Linked DNA regions of Homo sapiens: all the other regions are linked to region 3. The links are chromatin contacts, found by Hi-C or POLR2A ChIA-PET in ENCODE. All regions are on one chromosome and are shown on one strand. The core of a region is the stretch at or near the end of the contact, and the rest is flanking DNA. Distances in the headings are between cores, read along the strand shown.

Region 1 (2,700 bases), core at 48-2,547, 520 kb before region 3:
GAGCTTGAAGTTCAAGGTCAGCAGAGTCTCGCTGCAGGTGTCATCTGTGGGGAGCGAAGGCGTCTGGACCCAGCTGTGAATCCTGCTCAGTGCCCGCCTGGGCTGTACCTGCTTTGCAAACTGGCGCTCTCATATGCATGTTAACAAGCACACTGGGGCCCTCCCTGTTTTTACATATTTGTTTTTTTGTTTGTTTTGTTTTTTGGTTTTTTTTTTTTTTTTTTTTGAGGTAGAGTCTCACTCTGTCACCCAAGGTGGAGTGCAGTAGCGCGATCTCAGCTCACTGCAACCTCCACCTCCTGGGTTTAAGCATTTTCCCCTGCCTTGTGCCTCCCGAGTAGCTGGGATTACAGGCATGAACCACCACACCTGGCTAATTTTTTTGTATTTTTAGTAGGGACGGGGTTTCACCATGTTGGCCAGGCTGGTCTCAAACTCCTGACCTCAGGCAATCCACCTGCCTCGGCCTCCCAAAGTGCTGGGATTACAGGTGTGAGCCACCACACCCAGTCTTGTTTTTACATATTAAAAATACCCAATCTGGGCCTGGCCTGGTGTAAAAAAAAAAAAAAAAAAAAAAAAAGGATCTTTCCTGAGAACTTGTATTACTTCAGTATCACCCAGTCTCTGCCCACAGCCTCAGGGGAGAAGCTTTGAGCACAGGTTTTACAGAGCGTGAGAGACCCTTGGGCCTGGGAGAGCCTTGGGAAAGGAACATAAACTTGAAGGGAAAAAAGCAAGGCTCAGAAGTCAACACAAAGTGTGATAGCATTTCTAGAAAGTCCCACATAAGCCTGACTAAGCAATTTATTGTTTGGGGATACACGCATGTTACAACTTTTTTTTTTTTTTGAGAAAAGATCTCACTTTGTTGCCCAGGCTGGAGTACAGTGGCGAGATCATGGCTCACTGTAATCGCAACCTCCCGGACTTGAGCCGTCCTCCCACCTCAGCTTCCCCAGTAGCTGAGACCACAGGCATGCACCACCGTGGCCGGCTAATTGTTTTATTTTTATCTTTTAGTAGAGACAGGGTCTCTCTATGTTGCCCAGGCTGGTCTCAAACTCCTGGGCTCAAGCAGTCCTCCCTCGTTGGCCTTTCAAAGTGCTGAGATGACAGGTGTGAGCCACCGAGCCCGGCCAACAAGTTTTTTTAAGTGAAGGAAAACGAAAAACAAATTTCAGATTGGGGAACAGCTAGAGGCAGCCACAGGAACAACTTGCAGTGGGTGTTGGGCAGCAGGCTGAGTCACTCCCTGGCTCCACTGGGCTGTGTCATGTGCACACGCTTCATGTATGCCTTAAGTGACGTTCAAAAGAACACAATGCCACATGAAGCCTAACTCAGCAAGCCCTTTCTGTAAGAGGAGAAATAACTACCCCTGCTCTTGCCCACTTTCTTTCAACAGGGGCCAGCATCACCTGCTCCCCTCCCCCATCTCTATGTTCCATCTCTGGCAGCCTCTGCACAAAGGTGTCCTCCAGGAGGCCAGGTGGGCACCAAGGTTCTTGAAAAGAAAGGAAAGGGAAGCGCAGTGTTCCACAGCTGGTTCCCAAGAAAACAGCAAAACAACTGCGCACTCATTCTGAAGGACGGCAGACAAGACGGTTCCTCAACACATGAACTGGTTTTTCTTGATGAGTGATGGGTTTTTGACCCATTCCTGCTGCCCCTTCTGGGAAAACTGGGCAGCCCCAGGCTGTGTCAATGTCACCAGCTGAATTGTGTTACCCAAAATTCCAAGACTGAAGTCCTAACCAGAATCTCAGGATGTGACCTTCTTTGGAGATAGGGCCTTTACCAGGAAATTAAGGTAAAATGAGGCATTACGGTGGGCCTTAATCCAATGACTGGTGTCCTTATAACAAGAGGAGATTGGGACACAGGCTTACACACACATCCTTAGGGAAGAGGGAGGAGACAGCTATCTACCATCCGAGGAGAGATGCCTCAGGAGAAACCAAACCTGCCAACACCTTAGTCTCTGCCTTGCTGCCTCCAGGACTGCGAGGAAATTCATTTCTGAGGGTTCAGCCACCCAGCCTGCAGCACCTGCTATGACATCCTCGGAAAATGAAGACTGTGTGCCCTTTTTTCTACCTCCTGTGGTTCGAGGGCAGACCCAAGCCCGGGATAAAGCACGCTAGGTTTGGAATTCACTCCCACACTCCTTAAGATAGTTCCTACATAACCTTTGCTGAATTCCTCTAGCTTTCCATGCCTCTGTTTTCTCACTGGTAAAGTTGGGATCCTACGGCCTTCATCATGAAAGCTGTTAAGAAGATTGAGTTCATGTGAAGTTTAGAACAATGCCTGATACAGAGAAGCACTCAATAATGATGTTGGCTCCTACTACTATTTTTATTAGGAGACTTTTATTCATTAAGCAAGTATTTATTGAGCATCTGCTATGCCCTAGGGACAAACAGACCTAGATGACACTCATCTGGTTTAGTTGAATGGACCTAGCTGCAGGTACTACTTGGCCTGGAGGGGATCCGTCGGTATCCTCTTGGCTCCAGGAGCATCTCCTATTGCTGCACCCCAAGGGCCTGAATTGTTGCTGGTGTACATTAGGCACTCAACAACTGCACAGTGAAACAAAGCCAGAAGGCTGACCCCCATTGGCTCAGTCCAGCCCTTTCCTTGCTACTGCTCAGATAGAGCTTGGAGCCTCCCTCTTGCGCAGCTGGGCAAGGC
Region 2 (2,812 bases), core at 281-2,780, 790 kb before region 3:
CCCAAGGACACGCATCTTCATGATCAGCCCGTTGTTAGGCCCAGGTGGCTTTGACCTTATGTATAACTTAGGGCTTCTCCAGCTTTATGTTCTCACCTTCCCAGCACATTGCAGTCTTCAGAATGTTTGCTTTTTTTTTTTTCTCTAGAGGTCTATGCTAATCATGTGCTTCTTATGAGTGATGGGAAGTGTGGCTGTCCTTGGTGTGCTCTGAATGGAAAGGCAGAAGACCGGGAATCACAGAGCCCATCCTCATCAGCTTCCAGGCAGAAGGTATTCCTGGATCTGGGGAAATTAGGCTTTTCTTCCTGAATACAGTACATGTACAGTACAGCTAAAAAGCACCTCCATGTTTCATCAGGAATTCATCAGGGATTGTTTTCCTATCATGTGTGTTTGTGCCAATGAAGCAAGTGTGACTTATAAAGCCTTAATTCAGCTCCAGAGCATAGTTCCACATATAAGAAGTGCAGGCAGGGCTAGCCCAGCCCAGAGGAGTAGGGGATAGCCCTCAGATGGGGAGTGAGGGGTAGCCCTCAGGTGGGGAGTGGGGGCTGCCCTGCAGGTGGGGAGTAGGGGCTGCCTCCCAGGTGGGAAGTAGGAGGGTAGCCCTCAGGTGGGGAGTGGGGGCTGCCCCTCAAGCGGGGAGTGGGGGCTATCCCCGGGGTGGGGAGTGGGTGCTGTCCCCCAGGTGGGGAGTGGGAGCTGCCCCGAGATGGCTCCAGCACAGACAAGGCTTCCAGCAGCCAAAGCACTGAAACCCTGCTTAACTTGCGCAGTGTGGGGAGCTCGTTGAAGACCCCTATTAATTAAGACTGGGCTACCTGGATGTTTGTGAATTCCCTTGCATCTGTTTATCAGAGTAGCTAACAGGGCTTGGGTCTGAAGGCCTGGGCAATGCCCTGGAGATGGAGGAGAAGCGTGAGAGGAGTGACTCTCACATCTGTGGGTGGGGTCCGAGAGAAGAGTGAAAACTTCTGAGTGAGACATGCTTTTCACCCAGAATAAGCATTGGTTCCAAAGGGACATGCACAGACAGCCCAGAGTTGTGCGTTTCTAGTTCAAATTTAAAGAAGCCAGTTCTCTTTGAAGCTCCCAGAACCTCTGCTGTCCTTGGCAAAGACTCTCCTGCAGTTCATTTTTCAGTATTCCTCATGCAGAGCAGCGTTATTAAACCACCCCCTCCGTAGCACATCCATCTGAGTTTATATTGAAATGAATTTGATCTCAACCCACAGTGTTTGTGTTTGGGAGCTTTTCTCTGCTCTGCCATCACTTTTGTCAGCGAAAGTTCAAGGAGGCATTTTTAGGTTCCCAAGGAAGGATATTTAGTAAGATGAGCGTCTGATGGTTCTGAGAACAGGAGGTTGGGGAGAGGTGTTTTAGAGGGGAGGTGATATTACCTGCGTTTCTCACATTACACAATGTAAATAGCCACATACAGTGACTTCCTTAGGCTTTTAGTGCCCTCACCTCCAAACACAAGGGGGCAAACAGACCTCATGCTTCTTGAACACTTGGTGCAGATCTGCTATGCAGAATCACCTAGGGAGCTTAAAAGTCAAAGAAACCAAACAAAACCATGCACAAGCCCTGCCTCTGAAGATTCTAACAGACATGCTGTGGCGTGGCTCAGGGTGATGGTGCTTCAACCCCACCCCACCCAGGTGACTCCAAGGTTCAGCCACCTGGGACCTCAGCTTTGGGCATAGATCGATGCCTTTAGGATTTGACCATCATGTCCCAAAGGGCTTGGTCCTGGTGAAATGTGCAATCAGGGGGCTCTCTGGTTTTGGTTGACTGGGAGACCCATTTCCAAGCTGCATTCTGGCCGCTCTGCTCTCTACAGCCCCAGTGGGCTCAGGCGAAGGTCACACAGGGCCATACACCAGCTCCTGGACGTGCTGGGCAGTTTGCTGATTGGGCATAGTTATAGGATAGTGTCTTGCAAAGCCCTGTGTCTCCCATGCTGCTCACTAGCACCATGCCTTTTAGGGGTTGTAGGTACATGCAGCTGTCTCAGCCCCTGGGTTTCACATCCTCAGGAAACTGCCAGGATCTACCCAGGTCCTGCTCTGGGAGGCCACAGAGGGGTTCCCTGTTCTCGTCACAGAAGAGGGGCAGGTGCCAGGCGTATGCACTCAGGCACGAGCTGGCATCTTTCAGCTCCCACTCTGGCCTTCTTGACACCTTCCTGTGTTGTTCTCCTGAAAGATGAAGCACCTGATGTCCTGTAGTTACAAATCTGTAAAAGGCCCACAGCACAGGGAGCGCACATCCCAGGGAGGGGCTGGGCCGTTGGTTAACCTATACTAACTTCTTAACTGGCTGGAACTACTTCTGGTAACAGCTCTCTCAAGAGCCAGAGTGAGGCCCTGGGCCCTCAGTCTGAGGGATGGTGGCTGCTTTTTGTAATCATGTCCACAGTGGGGCGTTGTCTCTGGACAGGCGTCCTGTGTAGGAAACAAGGTGGCCAGCTTCCCGTAGGCCAAAAGTGTCCCCCCTCCTCCTGTGCCGTGGGCACCTCCCTGCTTTCCTGGTGCCACCAGGATTGAGATTTTGTCACAAGGAGAGCTGCACAGGTCAATGCAAGGTCAACAGAGGCCTCATGACCAAGATGGGCTCCCAGCACCCCTCACCTGCCCTCCAATGCCCCCACCCCACCTAAGCTCTCAGTGTGCACAGGCCGAGCAAGCCCAGTGGCATTGTCTCTGAGTTCTCTCTTGGGCTCCATCTCACTTCCAGTCCAGCAGCCAGCCCGGCCACCCCATAGCCTCAGAGGTGTTCACCCTCTGCCTTCACTCCACAATCA
Region 3 (2,912 bases), core at 168-2,667:
ATATGGGTTCTTTTCTCCAGCCTTTCCTGCATCCTAATCGTTTGCAATGTGACTGTGGAGTCCCTTTAATCAAGAGATTGAAAGAATTTCCCCGTTTCCAAAGTCTGAACATAGGATGTGAGGAAGTGATGCTGTGCAACCCTTGAGCACTAGGCATTAAGAGGCTGTGCACGTGTTTGTGGTATCCCTTGCTTCTCTGCTTTGACCAGCTGTCTTTGCTGGGCCCAGACATGTGTGAGAGCCCAGCCCAGATCAGTAAAGCCACACATCCAATCTCTAGTCAACTCACAATTGATAATAGGGAGATTTGAAAATATGAAAAAGCAGAATATAAAATGGGATATATATTATAACAACCCTTTGTTTTTTACAAAAATTCTCTTGTATACAAGAGAATACACAAACATGGAAATAATTGCAGAAGAGTGATGGGTTTATGCACCTTTAAAAAAATAAATAATATTCTTAATTTTATCACAAACAACAAATGTAAAATCTTTCCTTATCGCCAAAACATGTGTGCATCAATTTGTTTGGAGTAAATACAATATTTTCCATAAATGCAATTGTATTTGGAATTCTATTTTATTATTTAAAAAATCTCACAACACCTAAGTGAACCCCGTGATCCCAGCTCAGACCAGTAGAACTGCTCAGTTGAGACCGTAACTGCCCAGCTGGCCCACAGGTGGCTAGTAAAATGAAATGCTTGTTGTTGTATGCTGCTAGGGTAATTCAGTTGTTTGTTACACATCTCTGTTGTACAATAATTAGCCATTACCTGTGTGGTTTTAGGTAAGTCATCAGCCTCTTGACTGGTGGTGCCAGCCCCTGGACTGCAGACAGCAGTGGAAGAGAGGCCCAGGAGAAGGGTCCTATGGCGCTCTCAGGGAAGGCTGTGTGGGTGCTCATGTGGGCCCCGTGTGTCCATGGAAGTCTATTTTAGTGATAGGGTGGATGGGAAGACATGGAGGAAATAAGATAAACTTGAGTGCAGCTCCCATAGCACCCATATTTGTCAATTGGTCACAGTCCATGTGTTTGAAGTTATTGCCCCTTTAAGTTCTCTCTGAATAACAGTGAGAAAGATGAGAGAGACAAAAATAAAAAAGGCAGAGAAAGAGAAAGAAGAGGAAGTTACATATAGGATGTGTAATTTGAAATAAACATTAACTGAAATAAACATGAACTTCTCAAATTTGGTTTCTGTTCCCCTAACGCCACCATACTGCCCACCACACCAGGTGTATGACAGCTGACACTATAGAGCAGCGGTTCCCAACCTTCCTGACACCAGGGATGGGGGTTGGTTTTGGGATGAAACTGTTCCACCTCAGATCATCAGGCATTAGTTAGATTCTCATAAGGAGGGCTCAGCCTAGATCCCTTGCATGTGCAGTTCACAATATGGTTTGCGCTCCTATGAGAATCTGATGCCGGTGCTGATCTGACAGGAGGCGGAGCTCTGGCAGTAATGCTCACTCACCTCTGCTCACCTCCTGTTCTGTGGACCGGTTCCTAACAGGCCATGGACCAATGCTGTGGCCTGGGGGTTGGGAACCCCTGCCATAGATCATTCCAGCCTCATTACACCTAGACTTAAAAGTCATACCATCAAGACAGATGCTTCATGATGACTCTGATTGAAGTTTTGATTGTACAGTAACAGCTAGTGCCACACGTATAGTGCTTAATCACATCTTCGTGTGGACATTACACAAATAGCTAGGGCAAAGACTTCAACATCTTTTCCCTCTTGACACTCTTCCTTGTAATCTGACCTGCAATAGTAGCACTGGCCTGAATTGAATCCTCTGGGCTTCGCGGATCTGATAAGCAACAGTTTCCTGGCTCTTATTTATACACTCTTCTTTCCCAGCCAGAGAGAATTCTCTGTTCCTTTCTTACAAAAAAAGTGCCCCCCCTTCTTAGCCTGGCTAGCCTCATTGCATTTCTGCCCTGTCAGTCTTTCATTTTCATTGGCAAAATGGGAAAAATGACATCTGCCTTTTCTGATATTATATGGTTATTGCAATGGTCAAATGAAGTGATTAAGGTCCAAATGGAGTTAGTGTTAAGCATCAGGAACTCTGCAGGATTCCAAGATGATTTGGTCATGGATTCTGTCCTAACAAAGAAGAAAAATGTAAATAATTTATAGATTCATCCTTAGTTTATCTTTATTTCCCCACCCCGTGGAAGTGGATTAATAAGAAAAATAGACTCTTTGTGGTGAATTCTTTTTAATAACTGCCCCTCAGGCTAGAAAAGAGAACTAGGATCAGTGACATTGGTGAGCAAATGTCTTCCTCTAGAAAAACCTTTGCTCTATCATCACACAAGTCTTACTATTTAAAAAGGGAAAAAAATCCTTCCATTAAAGAAAGAAGCATAAGTCAAAGGCCTCTCTCACAGACTTCAAACTGTTAAAGGTAACTAGAGGTGACTGACCAAATTAGGTCAGGCAATAAATAAGAAATATGTTTAATCTTATCAGGATTTTCCACTCCGTTTTCTGTTTTGTTTCATAGATGGAGGGTAGTTAAATATATCTCTACTTTGAGTTTGAAAATACGCTTTAGGAATTGTATCTTATCAGTAAGTGCTTTACAAACACCATTTATTATCTGATTTGAAATATTGCTAATCCATTTGAACAATCTCATTTATCAATGGTATGTCGAGGAAATTTTGTGCCATATATGAATATATATGTGTAAGATTTTTCTCAGTATTGTTAAAAACAGTAATAAGTTGAATTCAGCATAAATATCCAGCAACAGAGGATTTTTAAAATAAAATATGACACATCCAAACAATGAAATGCTGTGTAGCCACTAAATAATTTCTATGGAAATCTCTTTGGTTTATATTTTTGTATCTTTTCCCTATGTATCAATACTGGAACATAA

Evidence for each region. A loop is a pair of places that touch in the nucleus more often than their neighbours do. ChIA-PET counts read pairs that join two places held with the same protein, here RNA polymerase II (POLR2A). Pooled maps may share reads with other maps.
Region 1: a map of OCI-LY7 shows a loop between it and region 3 (4-fold over the local background). The contact joins two enhancer-like sites. A Hi-C loop is called at or near these places in 1 of 168 maps with a recorded cell type or tissue (OCI-LY7), 1 of 37 single-sample maps with no recorded cell type and 3 of 50 pooled maps. POLR2A ChIA-PET finds 5 or more read pairs at or near these places in 1 of 52 experiments (OCI-LY7).
Region 2: a pooled map shows a loop between it and region 3 (5-fold over the local background). The contact joins two enhancer-like sites. A Hi-C loop is called at or near these places in 2 of 37 single-sample maps with no recorded cell type and 2 of 50 pooled maps.

The regions. Positions count from the first base shown.
Region 1 is chr7:47,668,233-47,670,932 of GRCh38, reverse strand. No RefSeq gene overlaps it. Among named protein-coding and RNA genes, the nearest start is that of LINC02902, 14 kb to the right of the region's middle. Within about 2 kb of position 1,297, at least 19 of the 41 ENCODE cell types and tissues checked have a DNase peak (open chromatin) inside an H3K27ac peak, as active enhancers do; they include OCI-LY7, where a contact is called at or near this core.
Region 2 is chr7:47,937,654-47,940,465 of GRCh38, reverse strand. PKD1L1 (polycystin 1 like 1, transient receptor potential channel interacting) reads left to right here. Exons shown (of 57, transcript NM_138295.5): 3 at 149-273. Among named protein-coding and RNA genes, the nearest start is that of PKD1L1, 9.4 kb to the left of the region's middle. RefSeq lists enhancers at 2,121-2,290, 2,741-2,812. Within about 2 kb of position 1,530, at least 4 of the 41 ENCODE cell types and tissues checked have a DNase peak (open chromatin) inside an H3K27ac peak, as active enhancers do.
Region 3 is chr7:47,147,961-47,150,872 of GRCh38, reverse strand. No RefSeq gene overlaps it. Among named protein-coding and RNA genes, the nearest start is that of SNORD151, 320 kb to the left of the region's middle. Within about 2 kb of position 1,417, at least 2 of the 41 ENCODE cell types and tissues checked have a DNase peak (open chromatin) inside an H3K27ac peak, as active enhancers do; they include OCI-LY7, where a contact is called at or near this core.